Regions from separate parts of the Homo sapiens genome. Here region 2 is linked to region 1. Evidence: chromatin loops called from intact Hi-C (ENCODE). Cell type or tissue: gastrocnemius medialis. All regions are shown on one strand. Each heading gives the region's core, and the rest is flanking DNA. Links, peaks and the distances in the headings are about the cores only. Region 1 holds the start of FBXL20 (F-box and leucine rich repeat protein 20). Region 2 overlaps FBXL20 (F-box and leucine rich repeat protein 20).

What was found. A loop is a pair of places that touch in the nucleus more often than their neighbours do. Peaks named below come from ENCODE experiments on the same cell type or tissue, not always from the same donor. Only the 100,000 strongest peaks of a DNase experiment are listed, where the experiment ranks them.
Region 2: it touches region 1 in a loop (3-fold over the local background); 43 of 110 quality-filtered maps call a loop at or near these places.

What each region holds. Positions count from the first base shown.
Region 1 is chr17:39,397,821-39,408,677 of GRCh38, reverse strand. It overlaps FBXL20 (F-box and leucine rich repeat protein 20), which reads left to right and starts at 7,052. Exons shown (of 15, transcript NM_032875.3): 1 at 7,052-7,317. The coding sequence starts at 7,276. It overlaps MED1 (mediator complex subunit 1), which reads left to right. Exons shown (of 17, transcript NM_004774.4): 17 at 1-4,393. The coding sequence ends at 1,203. RefSeq lists silencers at 5,903-6,067, 6,033-6,422, 6,673-6,752, 6,783-6,982, 7,013-7,442 and 1 more. In gastrocnemius medialis, for the core only: no CTCF peak of the experiment used is centred there; DNase peaks (open chromatin) are centred at 6,027, 7,007, 7,667 and 8,205; H3K4me3 peaks cover 3,188 bases; H3K27ac peaks cover 4,414 bases.
Region 2 is chr17:39,268,045-39,276,044 of GRCh38, reverse strand. It overlaps FBXL20 (F-box and leucine rich repeat protein 20), which reads left to right. Exons shown (of 15, transcript NM_032875.3): 10 at 945-1,075; 11 at 5,189-5,249; 12 at 7,174-7,218. Among named protein-coding and RNA genes, the nearest start is that of MIR548BC, 25 kb to the left of the region's middle. In gastrocnemius medialis, for the core only: a CTCF peak has its summit at 4,896 (motif pointing left); no DNase peak of the experiment used is centred there.

The DNA.
Region 1 (10,857 bases), core at 2,858-10,857:
ATGAATCCTTCTTTAAGTAAACCAAACATATCCCCTTCTCATTCAAGGCCACCTGGAGGCTCTGACAAGCTTGCCTCTCCAATGAAGCCTGTTCCTGGAACTCCTCCATCCTCTAAAGCCAAGTCCCCTATCAGTTCAGGTTCTGGTGGTTCTCATATGTCTGGAACTAGTTCAAGCTCTGGCATGAAGTCATCTTCAGGGTTAGGATCCTCAGGCTCGTTGTCCCAGAAAACTCCCCCATCATCTAATTCCTGTACGGCATCTTCCTCCTCCTTTTCCTCAAGTGGCTCTTCCATGTCATCCTCTCAGAACCAGCATGGGAGTTCTAAAGGAAAATCTCCCAGCAGAAACAAGAAGCCGTCCTTGACAGCTGTCATAGATAAACTGAAGCATGGGGTTGTCACCAGTGGCCCTGGGGGTGAAGACCCACTGGACGGCCAGATGGGGGTGAGCACAAATTCTTCCAGCCATCCTATGTCCTCCAAACATAACATGTCAGGAGGAGAGTTTCAGGGCAAGCGTGAGAAAAGTGATAAAGACAAATCAAAGGTTTCCACCTCCGGGAGTTCAGTGGATTCTTCTAAGAAGACCTCAGAGTCAAAAAATGTGGGGAGCACAGGTGTGGCAAAAATTATCATCAGTAAGCATGATGGAGGCTCCCCTAGCATTAAAGCCAAAGTGACTTTGCAGAAACCTGGGGAAAGTAGTGGAGAAGGGCTTAGGCCTCAAATGGCTTCTTCTAAAAACTATGGCTCTCCACTCATCAGTGGTTCCACTCCAAAGCATGAGCGTGGCTCTCCCAGCCATAGTAAGTCACCAGCATATACCCCCCAGAATCTGGACAGTGAAAGTGAGTCAGGCTCCTCCATAGCAGAGAAATCTTATCAGAATAGTCCCAGCTCAGACGATGGTATCCGACCACTTCCAGAATACAGCACAGAGAAACATAAGAAGCACAAAAAGGAAAAGAAGAAAGTAAAAGACAAAGATAGGGACCGAGACCGGGACAAAGACCGAGACAAGAAAAAATCTCATAGCATCAAGCCAGAGAGTTGGTCCAAATCACCCATCTCTTCAGACCAGTCCTTGTCTATGACAAGTAACACAATCTTATCTGCAGACAGACCCTCAAGGCTCAGCCCAGACTTTATGATTGGGGAGGAAGATGATGATCTTATGGATGTGGCCCTGATTGGGAATTAGGAACCTTATTTCCTAAAAGAAACAGGGCCAGAGGAAAAAAAACTATTGATAAGTTTATAGGCAAACCACCATAAGGGGTGAGTCAGACAGGTCTGATTTGGTTAAGAATCCTAAATGGCATGGCTTTGACATCAAGCTGGGTGAATTAGAAAGGCATATCCAGACCCTATTAAAGAAACCACAGGGTTTGATTCTGGTTACCAGGAAGTCTTCTTTGTTCCTGTGCCAGAAAGAAAGTTAAAATACTTGCTTAAGAAAGGGAGGGGGGTGGGAGGGGTGTAGGGAGAGGGAAGGGAGGGAAACAGTTTTGTGGGAAATATTCATATATATTTTCTTCTCCCTTTTTCCATTTTTAGGCCATGTTTTAAACTCATTTTAGTGCATGTATATGAAGGGCTGGGCAGAAAATGAAAAAGCAATACATTCCTTGATGCATTTGCATGAAGGTTGTTCAACTTTGTTTGAGGTAGTTGTCCGTTTGAGTCATGGGCAAATGAAGGACTTTGGTCATTTTGGACACTTAAGTAATGTTTGGTGTCTGTTTCTTAGGAGTGACTGGGGGAGGGAAGATTATTTTAGCTATTTATTTGTAATATTTTAACCCTTTATCTGTTTGTTTTTATACAGTGTTTCGTTCTAAATCTATGAGGTTTAGGGTTCAAAATGATGGAAGGCCGAAGAGCAAGGCTTATATGGTGGTAGGGAGCTTATAGCTTGTGCTAATACTGTAGCATCAAGCCCAAGCAAATTAGTCAGAGCCCGCCTTTAGAGTTAAATATAATAGAAAAACCAAAATGATATTTTTATTTTAGGAGGGTTTAAATAGGGTTCAGAGATCATAGGAATATTAGGAGTTACCTCTCTGTGGAGGTATTGACTTGTAATCTCATTTTCCTTTCAAAAAAAAAAAAAAAAGCTAAGGTGGCTTGTTGGGATGTAAACATGTTTTCAGATGCAGTAAGGTTTAGTGTAGGACAGCCTTCCTGACCCAGTGGCATGAAAACCATTACAGGATTAATAGTTCTCCTACTTCCACAATGTGCCAAAAGTCTGCATCCCAGCATTTTGTTTGCAGGAGAACTGATGCCATTCCTAAGAGCTGGACTCACTGTTTCTCTTCATCACAAGGAGAAGGAGTCCAAACTTTAATCACTCCACTGTATGCTCCCTGAGATAAAACAGTAAAAAATCCGCAGCCATAGTTCACTTAAAACAATTTCAAGCTCACTTTTGAAGTAATGGGGGCCTGGAATGCTAGGTGAGCATGAAGATAAACCCTTGCTACTATGTAGCAACCCAATTGGACCTTTTTGGAGAAATAGGTCTGAGTCTGGATTCTGGGGGACATCAATAAGAGCCCTTCACATAAAAATATAGAAATCCAGGAGACTGTTTCGAGTGCAACAGAAGTTCTCAGTATTTGGAGGGTCCTCTCAAAAATTCTGCGGCCTTACTTTGATATTGACACCTGCACTGTGCCATTCCTGATTATTCCATTCAGGATCTGTATCAGCGGGATGGGGCATGGTCCCCAGCACAACTCTTCTGGGTTAAAAAAAAAAAGCCAGGTGATTCCTTTGTGTGTTATGTCGTAAGTGGAGTGACTTCATCATATATGGAAGAAGATTTCTATATTCAGCTTTTTCTGCAGGTTGGAGTCAGCATAGAGTTGGAAAATCAGCTTTGGCTTTCTTTCCTGTCTCATTTCCTCTAGTGTTCTCCTTTTTATTGTCATCAGCTCTCAACAACTCTGCCACTTTTGTGTCCCAAGGTAATAAGATGTAGGAAACAAAACATTGTAAAGTGGAGCAAGAAAAGTTATCAATTAACCACATCAGAGTCAAATGTCTTGGGTGACACTAAGGAGGATATGGGCAGGTGATACCAGAGTGCTTTATCTTGTGATGTTGATACAGTAGCAGCCTCTCAGACATTCAGCCAGGTTGGATTTCTCATGAGTTTGTCACCTAGTTTTGAATCCTATCCCGTTGGTTTCTGCAGGAAAAAAAAAAAAATTTATGTGGTTTTTAAAATTTGTTCTGAGTGGGGAGAATCTTAGGGGGAATGTACTGAATAGTATCATGGGCTCAGCTCCCCCATGCAGGGCCAACAAATACCAAAATGAGTAAACTGGGAAGCTTTTCTCTCTTTCTGTCTTCATCCCAGATCAAAGAATCCCGAGTTAGGATCTGGATGAAGGATAAGCCCCTGAATTGTCGATGGGCTCACCCCCACACTGACCCAGCATCTGAACTTGCTTAACAGGGAGCCGGGGCTAAACTGCTTCACCCTGCCTGAGAACCAGGGAGCACTGCATTTCTCCACAGGGTGGAGGAGAAGAGGCAGAATAAACCAAGCCTGGGACACCTCCCTCCTGTCTAGGTGTACTCATTCTTCTGTTTCAAAAGAAGGCAAGGACATGAAGTCAACTTCTACCTATCTTCTGCTGCTGGTGTCTTATGTATTCTCAGTTTGACCTGATTCCTCTTCTGTCTTTTGACTTAACATTAGGGGTTCTTGGTCATAACCTGCTCTGATGTACATAAAGATTTCAGGTTCAATATCAATGTGTCTTAAAACAGAAGTATTTTAGCGGGTGGGGGGTGGGGTGGTGGGGACAAACAACGCAGGATATAATTGCCAAAACCAGGCTTGAGGTTGGTGACTCTTGAAAGATTTTCTTTCTTCAGGCCTAGATCAGAAAATTAAGTGCAGCAATATCATGAATTCTCAGAAGCCCTTTCAGGGAGCCAGTGAGTCATACAGTATCCACAGTTGAGTCACTTAAAGATGTCAGTATACGAAACATTATTCACAATCCTTGGGCAATCTCATTTTTTTTTCCTTCTCCCCTCCTCCCCTGCCCCCCATACATTTCTATCCTTGAGTTAGTTTTGGAGGGGCAGGAAGTACTTAACATCTCAGAAGCTAGATTGGGAAACATGCTCAGCTATAAGAACTGAGCTTTAAATTTTGAGTTTAAAAATGTACATCAGGAGCAGCTGGGGAGGGTCTTTTTTTAAAAAAATCTTTCAAATTTGGTTTTCTGTGCATATGGCCGTTTTGTAAATACTTTGGGGTTTTTCATTTTTTTGAAAGTAGATGAAATCTGTTGTGGGATTTTTTTCCCGAAACATTACAAAATAACCTGTTTATTTACATGCAAATAAACTTCTTTGATAAAAAGTAATTTGCCTGTGTGTAATAAAATTTTAGCCTTTGAATACTTTTTTCATTTGTTCAAAACTCCAGTCAATTTTAAAGAGTCAGTCAACAGTAAATGTCTTCCCTGAGTACTACTTGAAATGGGTCAACTGGTAACTGACGGAGCTGTGAAACTTGTCTTCATTCTATTACTCTGTAGGCCAGTTTTTCTACCCTTTGCCATTTTTTTTTTTTTCGAGATGGAGTCTCGCTGTGTCGCCCAGGCTGGAGTGCAGTGGCACAATCTTGGCTCACTACAACCTCCGCCTCCCGGGTTCAAGCAATTCTGCCTCAGCCTCCCGAGTAGCTGGGATTAGAGGCGCCCACCACCACGCCCAGCTAATTTTTGTATTTTTAGCAGAGACGGGGTTTCACCATGTTGGCCAGGATGGTCTCAATCTCCTGACCTTATGATCCGCCCGCCTTGGCCTCCCAAAGTGCTGGGATTACAGGCGTGAGCCACCGCGCCCGGCCATCCCTTTGCCATTGTTACTCACCAAATGCATCAGTTTTTGCTGGGAGAAAACAGCTCTTAGATGAGACAGAATGAAAAGGCTTTTTTATTCCACTGGCTGAAGTCAAGCAAAAACATTAAAAGTACCTGGGACAGGAGGAGAAGACAGACCTGGGTTTGTGGGCCTGAGAATGAGTTTCTGAAGCTAGGTCCCTGGTTTTAGGAAGCCCCCTCTAGGATTAAAAAAAGCCGGGGGGTGGCGCGCTGGTCGTGGTGGCTCACATGAGGCCTGTAATCTCAGCACTGGGAGGAGGCTGGAGGATCACTTGGGCCCAGGAATTGCAGACTAGTCTGGGCAACATAGGGAGACCCCGTCTCTACAAAAGAAAAAAGATCCCAGCACTCTGGGAGGCCGAGGCGGGCGGATCACTTGTAGTCAGGTGTTCCTGACCAGCCTGGCCAACATGGCGAAACCTCGTCTCTACTTAGCCAGGTGCGGCGCGGCGCGCCTGTAATCCCAGCTACTTGGGAGGCTTGAACCCGGGAGGCAGAGGTTGCAGTAAACCGAGATCGTGCCACTGCACTCCAGCCTAAGCGACAGAGTTGAACCTCTGTCTCAAAAAAAAAAAAAAAAAAAAAAAGAAAAAGTTTGTACAGTGCTTTAAGAGTTGGGTAATATGTCCTCCAGCTAAAATATACCTGTTCTTAAAGATCTGCCGCACTTGTTGCTCTTGTTAATTTCTTAGACGCATAACAAGTCAGTCGCTAAAACCACTAATTAAAAGGGGTGTGAGGAAGACCAACTCATAACTGCTTTGGAAGCATACAATTAGCAGTGCTGCTGCTCCTGCCAGGTGTGCTGGAATTTATTATACAGTTTCTAATAGTTCACTCTTAGGACATAATTTTGTAGTTTGTTGCTCATAGAAGGGGCAACAAAACTACAAAATCCTGTGTTATTCCTTCGTGGAAATTCGGTCATAAATTCTGAGACCTTGAAGGCCAGAGTTGTTAAAACATAATATAATATGATGACACAGATCAGCTTCTATACAAGGAGCCCGGGAGTCTGATGAAGTGTTTCCATCGGGAAAACGCCCCCGCCTACTCGCTCACACACGCTTGTTTCTCCCGCCAAAGTGACGTCAGGCCGAAGCTCTCACCAAACAGCGCCCTGATTGGCGGACAGGCAGGCGCTGCAGCCCATTGGGCGCCGGCGGCGGCCGAGCAAGGAAAACCAAAGGCTCTTCGGTCTCGCCCGCCCCACCCCCACGGACGCGCGCCCCGACCCCGGCCAAAGGAAGGGTTGCCCGGCTCCAGCCCTGCACCCCCGACCCCCGGCCTCAGGTGCAGCTCCGCAGCCATCCCCGGACCAGGGCGGGCACTTGGCCTGTTGCTCAGCGCAACCACCCTCGCCCTCCCGAGCCATGCACAGGGAGACAAGCGTCCGGCCCCGGCCCCCCAGGCCTCCCTGCAGCACCCCGTAATGTAATGCACTGGGGCGGGGGAGGCGGGGGAGGCGGCGGCGGCGGCAACCGCGGAGGCGCGGCGGCAGCCGCACTGCCCCAATCTAGACACATCCAGAAGAGGAGGAAAATGGCTCCGAGCAGGGACCGCCTGCTGCACTTTGGGTTCAAGGCGACAGTGAGTGACAGGGGAAGGGAGCTGGGTGGCCGGGAAGGATGCGGGTGCCTTACAGGATCCTGGGGAACAAGTGACGAGGGGCGACGGGCGCGGGCAGAGGCTGAGGTTCTGTGCAGGCAGGTGCGTGCCTGTTTGCCCGCGGAGGGAGGAGAGGGGGACACGGGGCAGAAGAGGGGCCCCCGCGCAGAGTGCGGTACTGCTCTACTCTCCCTCGCTGGTCCGCGAGCACGCGCGCACTCGCATCCGCCCCACAGACCCCCTTTTCCACACGCACAGGCACTTCCCTGCCTCGCCTTCTCCCGATGGGCTCGTCTGCCTCGGAGGCGCAGGGGGTCGTGCCGCCGCCGCGCACCGGCTGCTCCCGGGAGCGCCGTCAGGGCCGGCCCCGTGTGGGGGAGGGGTGGTCTCGCGCCGCCGCCGCCGCGCTCCTCCCCTCCCGCCCCTCCCCCTCCCGGGCGCTCCGAGGCCCGGGCGGCTCTGTCCAATGAGCAGCGGCGTTGCTGGCAGGTGGGGAGTGTTTTTGTTTTGGGTTGAAGTTGAGGCTGAGGAGAGAGCCGAGCTAGCGACGAGCAGTCGTTGCGGCCGCCGGCGCCGCGGGAGGTGGTGGAGGCCTAGCCGGAGCCGAGAGGTCTCTTGTTCCCGTCCCACGGTCCCGGCGTCACCCCTCCGGCGCCCAGTCCCCGTCCCGGAACTCCCGGGCCTGTCCTGGGCCCCCGGTCTGTGCACTCCGCTCGCCGCAGCGCCCGGCCCGGGCCGCACCCGCCGGCCCCATGAGGAGGGACGTGAACGGAGTGACCAAGAGCAGGTTTGAGGTGTGAGCTTGGGGGGCTCGGGCGGCGTGAGGAGGGCGGGTCGCGCGCTCTAATCCCAAAACGTCCGCTCCGCACGGAGCCTCCTCCCTGGCAGGCGCCGTCACCCACCCACTGGCGGGGCTGCCAGACTCCGCTCCCCTTTCTTGCGACCCAGAAGCCCAGCGCAGCCCGGTGCCCCCAGTCCCCTCGCCGGTTCGCCCCCCGTCTCTTCCCACCAGCGGGCCCCCGCGGGGGATTAGCTCGGGCGCCCTAATTCCACCCTCCTCCAGGATCGCTCAGCTTTCCATTCTTTACACAACCCTTGGCTTGCCTCCTTCCACCCAGCCATCACGGCTCCGGTCCACCAGAGCCTGCTGCTTTTCTCGCTGCTACCTTCATGACGCGTTTGTTGTCTGTTGAGGGAGGAAATTAGGGGATGGGTACCATTTCTCCGAGTTTGAGACCTTGGTGAAACTAGGGAAGTGGGGACGGTAGTTTGGGATGATAGAGGCTACCACGGGTTTTCGGTGCTGTGTTTGGTTTGGGTATTGTTCTGATACTTCCTCTGCTTTCCCGTTTAGTCTGTACTTCTGTAGCTCATTGTTCCTTGGGAACCCTTGGATGTCTACATGCTTTGAGATTGGGACGAAAGTTCAGCAAATCCATTCCGGTCTGTCTTTCAGGAACTTTTTCTCCTCTAGCGAGGGAGGTTTACTGTCCTGGAATTGAGGAGTGGACGGTCTTGAAAGCGTCTTTAGAGAGTAGTCATCTTGCAAGGAAGAGATTCCTTTGGGAAGTGAAATATTGTAACTACTGATGAATTACAGTAGTATAACAATATACTGGAAGGTTCCTTGAGGGTCAAGAGAAAGAAACTTCTACAGGAAGAGTAAATGTCACCTGGTCTTTTCTGGCAGAGAACCAGGCTGACCTGGGATCACTCACAGCTCAGTGGACAATCTCACTCGGTGTTTTTCTTCATCTCCATTTGAGAGATGAAATTGTAAGACGGCGAGACAAAAGTTTAAGAAACTCGACAACTAGGTTCAGGGTGTGAAAACTTTTAAGGGTTGTCAGTTTAATCTATTCTTTGATTTCTTATTATGCGAACTGGGAAATAATTTGAATTGATCCACGAAGATCAAGATAGGAAGTGTTTTGGGTGCAGTTTAAGTTCAGAGCTTCAGTGTTACTGTTGCACTTCAGGAGTGGAGAAAATCAAAGAATTGGCCTTCTTAGAGTTTTAGTATTTAACTTGATCACTAGAAGAAAATGTTATGGAATATATTATTTGGTGTTTAATAGGACATTGGATGGCCCTAATGTACAGAGCCCCAATAAAGTTAATTTATGATGGTTTCGTATTCAGTAGTACCGTAAAAACCCAGAATGTCACTAAAATTGCTGAATAGACGTTCAGCAGTTAACAGGAATCTTGAAAGGCAGTTCCAGATACTGAAGATTTGAGTCGGGGACAGTCTTTTGCCTGTGGAATTAGCTCTTTATCAGTTTGCTGTTCATTTTAGATTGAATAATTTTTGGAAAGTATTCTCTTGTATGTGGTGTAAAATTACATTGCTATTTTGTATTTTTATAATTATCTTATACTTTAATTTACAATCTCTGTAGGGGTGGCATACTATAATAAAGTAATAAGGAAATTTGTTGCTGTATTAAGAGGTTTCTTTTTAACTTGTAGCTGATGTAGCTGGCAACGAAATCTTTCTAAATATGATCTGAGAAGGTAAAAAAAAGAATAAGGTGGGGAGTCCTTCTTGGACGGTTTCATGATTAAATAAGTGTTTGTTTATAAACTAAAAGCTATTCACTTAATATGATGTGAAGTGTTCCATGCCGGAATACAGATGAGAATGGCTAGAAATGATATGTGTTAATGAAGTTCATTGAGTACTTCTTAAAACCATTTACCTCTTTATTGACCTAATTTACAAGGACTGAGACAATTAGTAATTGGCTTCTTAGGAAGTAGTAAATAAATTTATTGCTTATTTGTTGAAAATATTTTAAATATTTACTTTCAATAAAAGATACGTAAATAAAGCAGATCTAAACATTTACATCAAATGATATTTTAAATCCTCAAGATTACAGTCTGCTTCTTAAAGAACTGATAATTTTACAACTGTAAGCAGATAGCAGATCTCATTGAGAATTTTTGTGGATGCATGAAATCTTTATATCACATAATAGCTAATTTCAAATTGTGGCTACGTAAGGTTTATTTTTCTTGGAGAAGATAACTGAAGCTCTATGATTTTCAGATAGTTGATTCATTGAAATCCTTTTGTAGGTATGCTTTTATATGTTGTAACTGGAGGCCACACACCTTAAATCTCCCACTCTGGGTTAGAGCTATAGAAAAAAAATTTTTTTAATTTAAAACCAAGGGGCCGGGCGAGGTGGCTCATGCCTGTAATCCCAGCACTTTGGGAGGCCGAGGTGGGTGGATCACGAGGTCAGGAGTTCAAGACCAGCCTGACCAACCTGGTGAAACCCGGTCTCTACTAAAAATACAAAAATTAGCCGGGCGTGGTAGTGGGCACCTGTAATTCCAGCTACTCAGGAGGCTGAGGCAGGAGAATCACTTGAACCCAGGAGGCGGAGGTTGTATTGAGCCGAGATTGTGCCATTTTACTCCAGCCTGGGCGACAGAGCGAGAGATTCCGTCTCCAAAAAAAAAACAAAAAACAACGAGGGTGAGTACCTGTTAGCCAGATGTGTAGCATCCTGTGGAATAGCCAAAGTAGATGACTACTGAATAAAGAATCTCTATTTAAGAGATCAAGAGATGTGAAAATTCATGTTTTTCTTGCTGTGTCACCATGGCATTAAATGTATACAGTAATAACCCTTGTAGGTCAACATAGTATGTGCTGAATTGTGTTAATCAATTAAAACTTACCATTCAGATATTTTAATTATGTTATTTATGGTAAACTTTGCAGCAAATTTTAGTAATTGTCTTTCAAATTTAACGATGGTTATTGAATACTTCCTGCATGACAGACACTGAGCCAGATGTTTTACCTCAGTTACCTCTAGCTTTTTGTTGTTGTTGTTGTTTTGTTGCTTTTTTTCTTTGAGATGAAATCTTGCCCTTGTCCCCAGGCTGGAGTGCAATGGTGCGATCTCGGCTCACTGCAACCACTTCCCAGGTTTTAAGCGATTCTACTGCCTCAGCCTCCCGAGTAGCTGGGATTACAGGCGCCTGCCACCATGCCCGGCTAATTTTTGTATTTTTAGTAGAGACGGGGTTTCACCATGTTGGCCAGGCTGGTCTCGAGCTCCTGACCTCGTGATCCAACCCCCCCCCCCCCCCCGCCCGCCGGCCTCCCAAAGTGCTGGGATTACAGGCGTGAGCCACCGCACCCGGCTAGTTACCTCTAGTTTTACGATTCTGTTTTACACTTGAGGAAAGTGAAGGCCTGAGAGGTTAAGTAAGGTGTTCAAATTGCACACCTAGTAAGTGGGGGAACCAGGATTCCAATCTGCATTTTTTTTTTTTGACTCCACTGTCATCCTGCTTTTTTTTTTAGCATG
Region 2 (8,000 bases), core at 1-8,000, 130 kb after region 1:
GAACTCCCGACCTCAGGTGATCCACCCACCTCAGCCTCCCAAAGTGCTTGGATTACATGTGTGAGCCACTCCACCCAGTCTAATAACTTGTAAAAAATACAAAATTGTGTCTGAGTTAGATACAACTCTTTTATCTATAAATTAGGATGTTCTTTATATTATAAAACTAAAATATAGAAGTAAATGGATGCTGTGGCTGATACAATATTGCAACTGTCATCCACAGTTTAATTTTTTTCACTAACTTATCAGTGTCAATTTGAACTTTTAGATATATTTATACTACTAAAATACTTATATCCTTATCTTTTTTCTAGGTTTTAATATTTAATTGAGGCCAGGCATGGTGGCTCAAGCCTGTGATTCAAGTACTTTGGGAGGCTGAGGTGGGCAGATCACTTGAGGCCAGGAATTCGAGACCAGCCTGGCCAAAAACCCCATCTCTACTAAAAATACAAAAAAAAAAATTGCCGGACATGGTGGCGTGCACTTGTAGTCCCAGCTAGTCAGGAGGCTGAGGCACGAGAATCGCTTGAACCTGGGAGGTGGAGGTTGCAGTGAGCCAAGATTGCACCACTGCACTCCAGCCTGGGTGATAGAGTGAGACTCTATCTCCAAATAAATAAATAAATAAATAAATAAAATTATTTAATTGAACCTAAACTATGATGTACCCCATACTGATCCCAGTTCTATTAGAATTCCATTGTAGCTTTCAACAGGATTCTATTATAGCTTCTTCCCTTTGCACCAAAGGTAAGCACAGAGAACTGGAAGGAAGAAACAACGTGTGTTCATTTTCTTTTAGGTCTGCTATCTGATGAATGTGTTAAGCATGTCTTGATTTCCTTTTTGGTGATTATTTTCACAGAGCTATCATTTTTTTCTTTTTTTGTTTTGCTAAGATACTAATATCTATGGATTTTTTTGCTCTTGTTTTTTAGCAAATCACAGATGAAGGTCTCATTACTATATGCAGAGGGTGCCATAAGTTACAATCCCTTTGTGCCTCTGGCTGCTCCAACATCACAGATGCCATCCTGAATGCTCTAGGTCAGAACTGCCCACGGCTTAGGTAAACATTTCTTGTTTAGCTCAAAAAAATCATAGAACAAAAGTTTCCTTCACCCATATTTCTTCCTTGGAACTTTGGAATTTTAAGGTAGGCACTGCAGACGCTTTGAAATTTTAAGGTAGTCCCTTTTAGATGCCCACCTACTTCCTTTTTGTACCTCATTTGATTTCATGTAATTGGTGTGAACCAAGGGGTAACAATCCCCAAATTCCACTACTTGCTATCCATACTAGAAAAAAGAATCAACATTTTATTACTTGAGATAGAAAGAAAGGTATTTTCTCTTATTAATGCTTTTGTATAATTCTTTTCTCAAAGTAGTTTTTAAAGGTCCACCCTAAGGTCATTTGTCATAGTAATGATACCAGGTACATAGCAGGGGGTACTATATTTAAAAGACACTCTTAAAGGAATACCTCTTTTGTACTGATGGGTTTTTAAAACAGTCTTATTTCTCTCTGGCTCCTCAGTTTGAAGAATGCTGTGTTTTTTACTTTTTGTAGAGATGGGGTCAGGCTGTGTTGCTCAGGCTGGCCTCAAACCTCAGCTTCCCAAAGTGTTGAGATTACAGGTGAAAGCCACTGTGCCCAGCCTGTTACTGTCTTTTGAGGTAGTGTTGTGTATGCCTGCCTCAATCTCCTGGGCTCAAGTGATCATCTCACCTCAGCCTCAGGAGTAGCTGGGACTAAAGACATGTGCTACCACACCTGGCTACACTTTTTGTTCTCTAAAATAAACTTACATAGTACTTGTAAATTAGGTGTTGCTTTAGGTGCTTTACAAATACTAATTCAGGGCTGAGTGCCGAGGCGCACACCTGTGATCCCAGCATTTAGGGAGACCGAGGCTAGAAGATCGCTTGAGCCCAGGAGTTTGAGACCAGCATGGGCAACATGGCGAAACCCTGTCACTACAAAAAATAAAAAAATTAGCCAGGCATGGCGATGTGTGCCTTGTAGTCCCAGCTACTCAGGAGGCTAAAGTGAGAGGATCACTTGAGCCCAGGAGGTCAAGACAGCAGTGAGCTAAGATCACACCACTGCACTCTAGCCTGGGCAACAGAGTGAGACTCTTTCTCAATAACAGTAATAATTTGTTTAATCTCCATAGCACCATATAAGCACTATTATCGCCTTTTTTTTTTTTTTCTGAAACAGAGTCTTGCTCTGTCGCCCAGGCTGGAGTGCAGTGGCGCGATCTCGGCTCACTGCAACCTCCGTCTCCTGGGTTCAAGCGATTAACCTGCCTCAGCCTCCCTAGTAGCTGGGACTACAGGCGAGTGTCACCACACCCAGCTAATTTTTGTATTTTTAGTAGAGATGGGGTTTCATCATATTGGCCAGGATGGTCTCCTGACCTCATGATCTGCCCACCTCGGCCTCCCAAAGTGCTGGGTTTACAGGCGTGAGCCACCACACCCAGCCTTGTTACTGCCATTTTATAGATGAGAAAACTGAAGCACAAAGAGACAAAGTAACCTGCTCAAGGTCTCAGCTAGTTAGTGTAGGAACAAGTATTCACCCAGGAACTCTGATTCCTGAGCCTATGAAGCCACTTTTCTTACATATAATAATCATTGTAAAGCTATAAAACTTTCAGAAAATTGTTTCTGATGATTACCTGGCCTAACCATAATTGTTGAAAGAACTTTTGTGGCCAGGCGCAGTGGCTCACACCTGTAATCCCAACACTTTGGGAGGCTGAGGCGGGCGGATCATCTGAGGTCAGGAGTTTGAGACCAGCCTGGTCAACATGGTGAAACCTCGTCTCTGCTAAAAATACAAAAATTACAGGCGTGGTGGCCCACTCCTGTAATCCCAGCTACTCGAGAGGCTGAGACAAGAGAACTGTCTGAACCCAGGAGGTGGAAGTTGCACTCCCAGCCTGGGTGGCAGAGTGAGACTCCCTCTCAAAAAAACAAACAAACAAAAAAACCTTTTGCCTACAATATCAAAATTTCTTAAGAGAACATACACCTATTGGTCAAAATTAGTAATATCAGAAGCCTAAAATATTCCTCAAGAGCTGGGGAGGTAATCAAACTTCTCTCTGAATATCTTACACTTTATCCTTTTCGACTGTAGAGAGAGGAGTCTTCAGCTCCATCTCCCTATATGGTTCATTACATTGTTAGAATGGAAAAGCTCTCAACTGTGAAAATCAAAAGTTGTGTTCCAGTCAGATCGTGTTTTCCCATTAGGTAGCATTCATTTCTTTCTTTCTTTTTCTTTCTTTCTTTCTTTCTTTCTTTTTTTTTTTTTTTTTTTTGAGATAGAGTTTGGCTCTGTTGCCCAGGCTGGAGTGCAATGGCATGATCTTGGCTCACTGTAACCTCCTCCTCCCAGGTTCAAGCAATTTTCGTGCCTCAGCCTCCAGAGTAGGCAGGATTACAGGCATACGCTACCATGCCTGGCCAATTTTTTTGGTATTTTTGGTAGAGATTGGGTTTTACTGTGTTGGCCAGGGTGGTCTCAAACTCCTGGCCTCAGGTGATCTGCCCTCCCAAAGTTCTGGGATTACAGGCATGAGTCAACGCACCTGGCCATCTCTTGGAATTAAAAAAAAAATTTTTTTTTTTTTTTTTTGAGACAAAGTCTCGCTCTGTTGCCAGGCTGGAGCGCAGTGGCGTGACCTCAGCTCACTGCAAACTCCGCCTCCTGGGTTCAAGTGATTGTCCTGCCTCAACCTCTCAGATAGCTGGGACTACACGTGCCCACCACCATGCCTGACTAATTTTTTGTAATTTTAGTAGAGACGGGGTTTCACCATGTTGGCCAGGCTGGTCTCGATCTCCTGACCTCGTGATCCGCCTGCCTCGGCCTCCCAAAGTGCAGGGATTACAGGCGTGAGTCACCGCGCCCGGACAGAATTTAAAAATTTTTTTATACTGGTGAAGTCTTGGTATGTTGCCCAGGCTGGTCTTGAACTCCTGAGCTCAAGTGATCCTCCTGCCTCAGCCTCCTGAAGTGCTGGGATTATAGGTGTGAGCCACCGCACCCCGCCATCCATTTCTCATTGATTTTCAGTTGATAATTGTTTCCTATACTTTAACTTCAATTTTTTTCAACTTCAGTAGTAAGAATTTTATAAACAAACATGTTCTTTGTTACCATTTTACAGAGGTCACCCAACTTTTCACAGAAGAGAGCTACTTTTGATTCCCCAATCCTGTGGTTGGTATTTAGATTGGAGTTTAACAGTTGCTTAATAAGAGGTGAATGGCTGCCAGCTCAGCTTCCCTCTCAACTGGGCCTCCATGGGAGCCTGTGGGAGAAAGCAGGAAGCTTTCACAAGTCTAGAATTTCATATTTGGGATAGACCTGTAATTAAGCAATCCCCCCCACCTTTTTTTTTTTTTTTTTTTTTTTTTTTGAGTCGGAGCCTTGCTCTGTCACCCAGGCTGGAGTGCAGTGGCGGGATCTCGGCTCACTGCAACCTCCGCCTCCCGGGTTCAAGCGATTCTCCTGCCTCAGCCTCCCGAGTAGCCGGGACTACAGGCACCCGCCACCACGCCAGACTAATTTTTGCATTTTTGGTAGAAATGGGGTTTCACCGTGTTGGCCAGGCTGGTCTCGAACTCCTGACCTCAGGTGATCCGCCCACCTCGGCCTCCCAAAGTGTTGGGATTATAGGCATGAGCCACCATGCCCGGCCTGTCACATTTTTTTTAAAGCAATTTAAATCTAAGTGAACCTACTTCTAAAACAGGAAAGAAAATAATTCATTTCAGCAAGAGATTAACTGAAATAGAGTATCTCCGTTTCCTTTGTTTTCTAGGAGCAGGCTGCCCTCTGGGGGTAAGCAGTATGCCATCAAGAAGGCTTTTAATGCATTTCATGCGTTTTGGCATTAACTACAAGCTTCAATTATATTCTTCTGTGTTCATTGATTGCATCACCCTGAAATGTGGTATTTATAGGACCACTTTATGATGACTCCATGAAAATGAATGGCAAGATCTGTATACAGACTTGCTTAGTTGTTAATGTCATTCTATATTATAAAGTCCTTAGAGAATAGAAGATTGTTTTTGTAAATTCTTACTGTTTTAATAAACTCAGTTTTCAGGGACCAAGAGCTTGACTTTCACTGTTTTTTTTTTTTTTTTAACAGAATATTGGAAGTGGCAAGATGTTCTCAATTAACAGATGTGGGCTTTACCACTCTAGCCAGGGTAAGTATTTTCTTTAGGTTCCATAGGTTTGTTTCCATAGGTTTTATTAGGGCTTTTTATTTCAGAAGAACAAGCAGCAAGGGAAATGTGAAATGGTAGCAGAATTGGGTGAGTGAGACGGGGTTTCATGCTATAGCTACAGACCTACTGATATCAATAAGAATACAAACTGCTCCTAGAAATGCACACATGCATTGGAGAATATAAAACCCCTTCATGATACTTTTTAAACAATTTTTTTTAAATTTTTTTGAGATGGGGTCTCGCTCTGTCACCCAGGCTGGAGTGCAGTGACACGATCTCGGCTCACTGCAACCTCCACCTCCCAGGTTCAAGCATTTCTCCTGCCTCAGCCTCCCGAGTAGCTGGGATTACAAGCATGTGCCACCACATCCAGCTAAGTTTTGTATTTTTAGTAGAGACAGGGTTTCACCATGTTGGCCAGGCTGGTCTTCAACTCCCAACCTCAAGTCATCCGCTCACCTTGGCCTCCCAAAGTGATGAGATTACAGACGTGAGCCACTGCACCCACCCATGAGACTTGATTCTTCACAATTTCATAAGCTAATAGATTAAGCAGGTGCTTCTTGGTACTTTGTGAAAAAACTTATTGGTTATTTGGTACATGACTAGTGGATGAAAGTAACATTGAAGGAAACACATGTCTGGTTCTAAATGGAAAGGTTTTAGGAGATTTTCTGTATTCTCCTGAGTATTTTAATACTTGGACGGGTTTATAAATTACTATATGATAATATTTAAAATTATACTGACTTTGACCAGTGTTATGGTACAAGGGGATGGTCGTTTGCTTTTAGGCAGATCGATAGAATATTAATTAGGTGGGAGCCAGCACATGGCATGACTAAAGGAGGCCATAGCCTGGGTGCAGTGGCTCATGCCTGTAATCCCAGCATTTTGGAAGGCCAAGGAAAGCAGATCGCTTGAGCCCAGCCCGGGCAACATGGCGAAATTTCATCTCTGTAAGAAATACAAAAGGCCGGGCGCGGTGGCTCATGCCTGTAATCCCAGCACTTGGGGAGGCCAAGGGGGGTGGATCACCTGAGGTCAGGAGTTCGAGATCAGCCTGACCCACATGGAGAAACCCTGACTTTACTAAAAACACAAAATTAGCCGGTGATGGTGGCGCATGCCTGTAATCCCAGCTACTTGGGAGGCTGAGGCAGGAGAATCGCTTGAATCCGGGAGGCGGAGGTTGCAGTGAGCTGAGATCGTGCCATTGCACTCCAGTCTGGGCAACGAGCGAAACTCTGTCTCAAAAAAAAAAAAAAAAAAGAGGAAAGGCCGGGCGCGATGGCTCACGCCTGTAATCCCAGCATTTTGGGAGGCCGAGGCGGGCGGATCACGAGGTCAGGAGATCGAGACCATCCTGGCTAACATGGTGAAACCCCGTCTCTACTAAAAATGCAAAAAATTAGCCAGGCGTGGTGGCGGGCGCCTGTAGTCCCAGCTACTCAGGAGGCTGAGGCAGGAGAATGGCGTGAACCCGGGAGGTAGAGCTTGCCGTGAGCCGAGATCATGCCACTGCATTCCAGCCTAGGTGACAAGAGCCAGACTCCATCTCAAAAAGAAAAAAAAAAGAAAAGAAATACAAAAATTAGCCAGGTGTGGTGGCACATTCCTATAGTCCCAGCTAATTGGGAGGCTGAGGTGGGAGAATCACCTGAGCCCAGGGAGTTGGAGGCTGCAGTGAGCCATGATTTCACCACTGCACTCCAACCTGGGTGACAGAGTGAGACCTTGTCTCAAAAGAAAGAAAAAAAAATTAGCATGACACTAGCTCTGAAACACCAAAGAATTTATCAACGTATTTAATATTACCTCTTAGTTTTCTGTCCTTAAAAGTTTCTCATGTTTTAAATGTTTGTACTGTAATGTTTGTGTTTGTTTTTGTACTTTGTAGAATTGCCATGAACTTGAAAAGATGGACCTGGAAGAGTGTGTTCAGGTAAGATTGTAGATTTTAATTCAGAAATACAGTATAGTAGACACTTAGATAATACACAACATCAGAATGTGCAATTCCCTACCCTAGTGTAGGATACTGTAGTGCCTGACAGCATTGCAGATTCCCCATTAAGTAAGGTATCTTCCAGGCAGAGGTGCTCATGGTATGTGTTGCAGAACTGTGGAAATATATGCCATCAATCAGGTTGCCATTAGAGAGAAAGGAGGCCCAAGCATTCAGGCTGTAAAGCTGTTAAAAATATTTCCTTAGACCTGTAGAGTTATGATGCTAGTAAATAATTAAAGCCCCATCACACTGATCTATATAGCACTGCCTTTCTTTAGCTTTGCTGTATCCTAGATCCCTGGCATCGTTAGCCCTGGAGACCTGACTCTGCATGGAACTCTGCCTTTAAGCCAAACTGATCTCCTGATTAACAGTTTTTATTTTTTAATTATTATTATTATTTTTTTGAGATGGAATTTCACTGTTGTTGCCCAGGCTGGAGTGCAGTGGCGAGATCTCAGCTCACTGCAACCTCCACCTCCCAGATTCAAGCAATTCTCCTGCCTTGGCCTCTGAAGTAGCTGGGATTACAGGCATGCGCCACCACACCCGGCTGATTTTTTGTATTCTTAGTAGAGATGGGATTTCACTGTGTTGGCCAGGCTGGTTTTGAACTCCTGACCTCAGGTGATCCACTTGGCTCGCCCTCCCAAAGTGCTGGGATTACAGACGTGAGCCACATTAACACAATTTTAAGAACTTTGAGATTATTAATT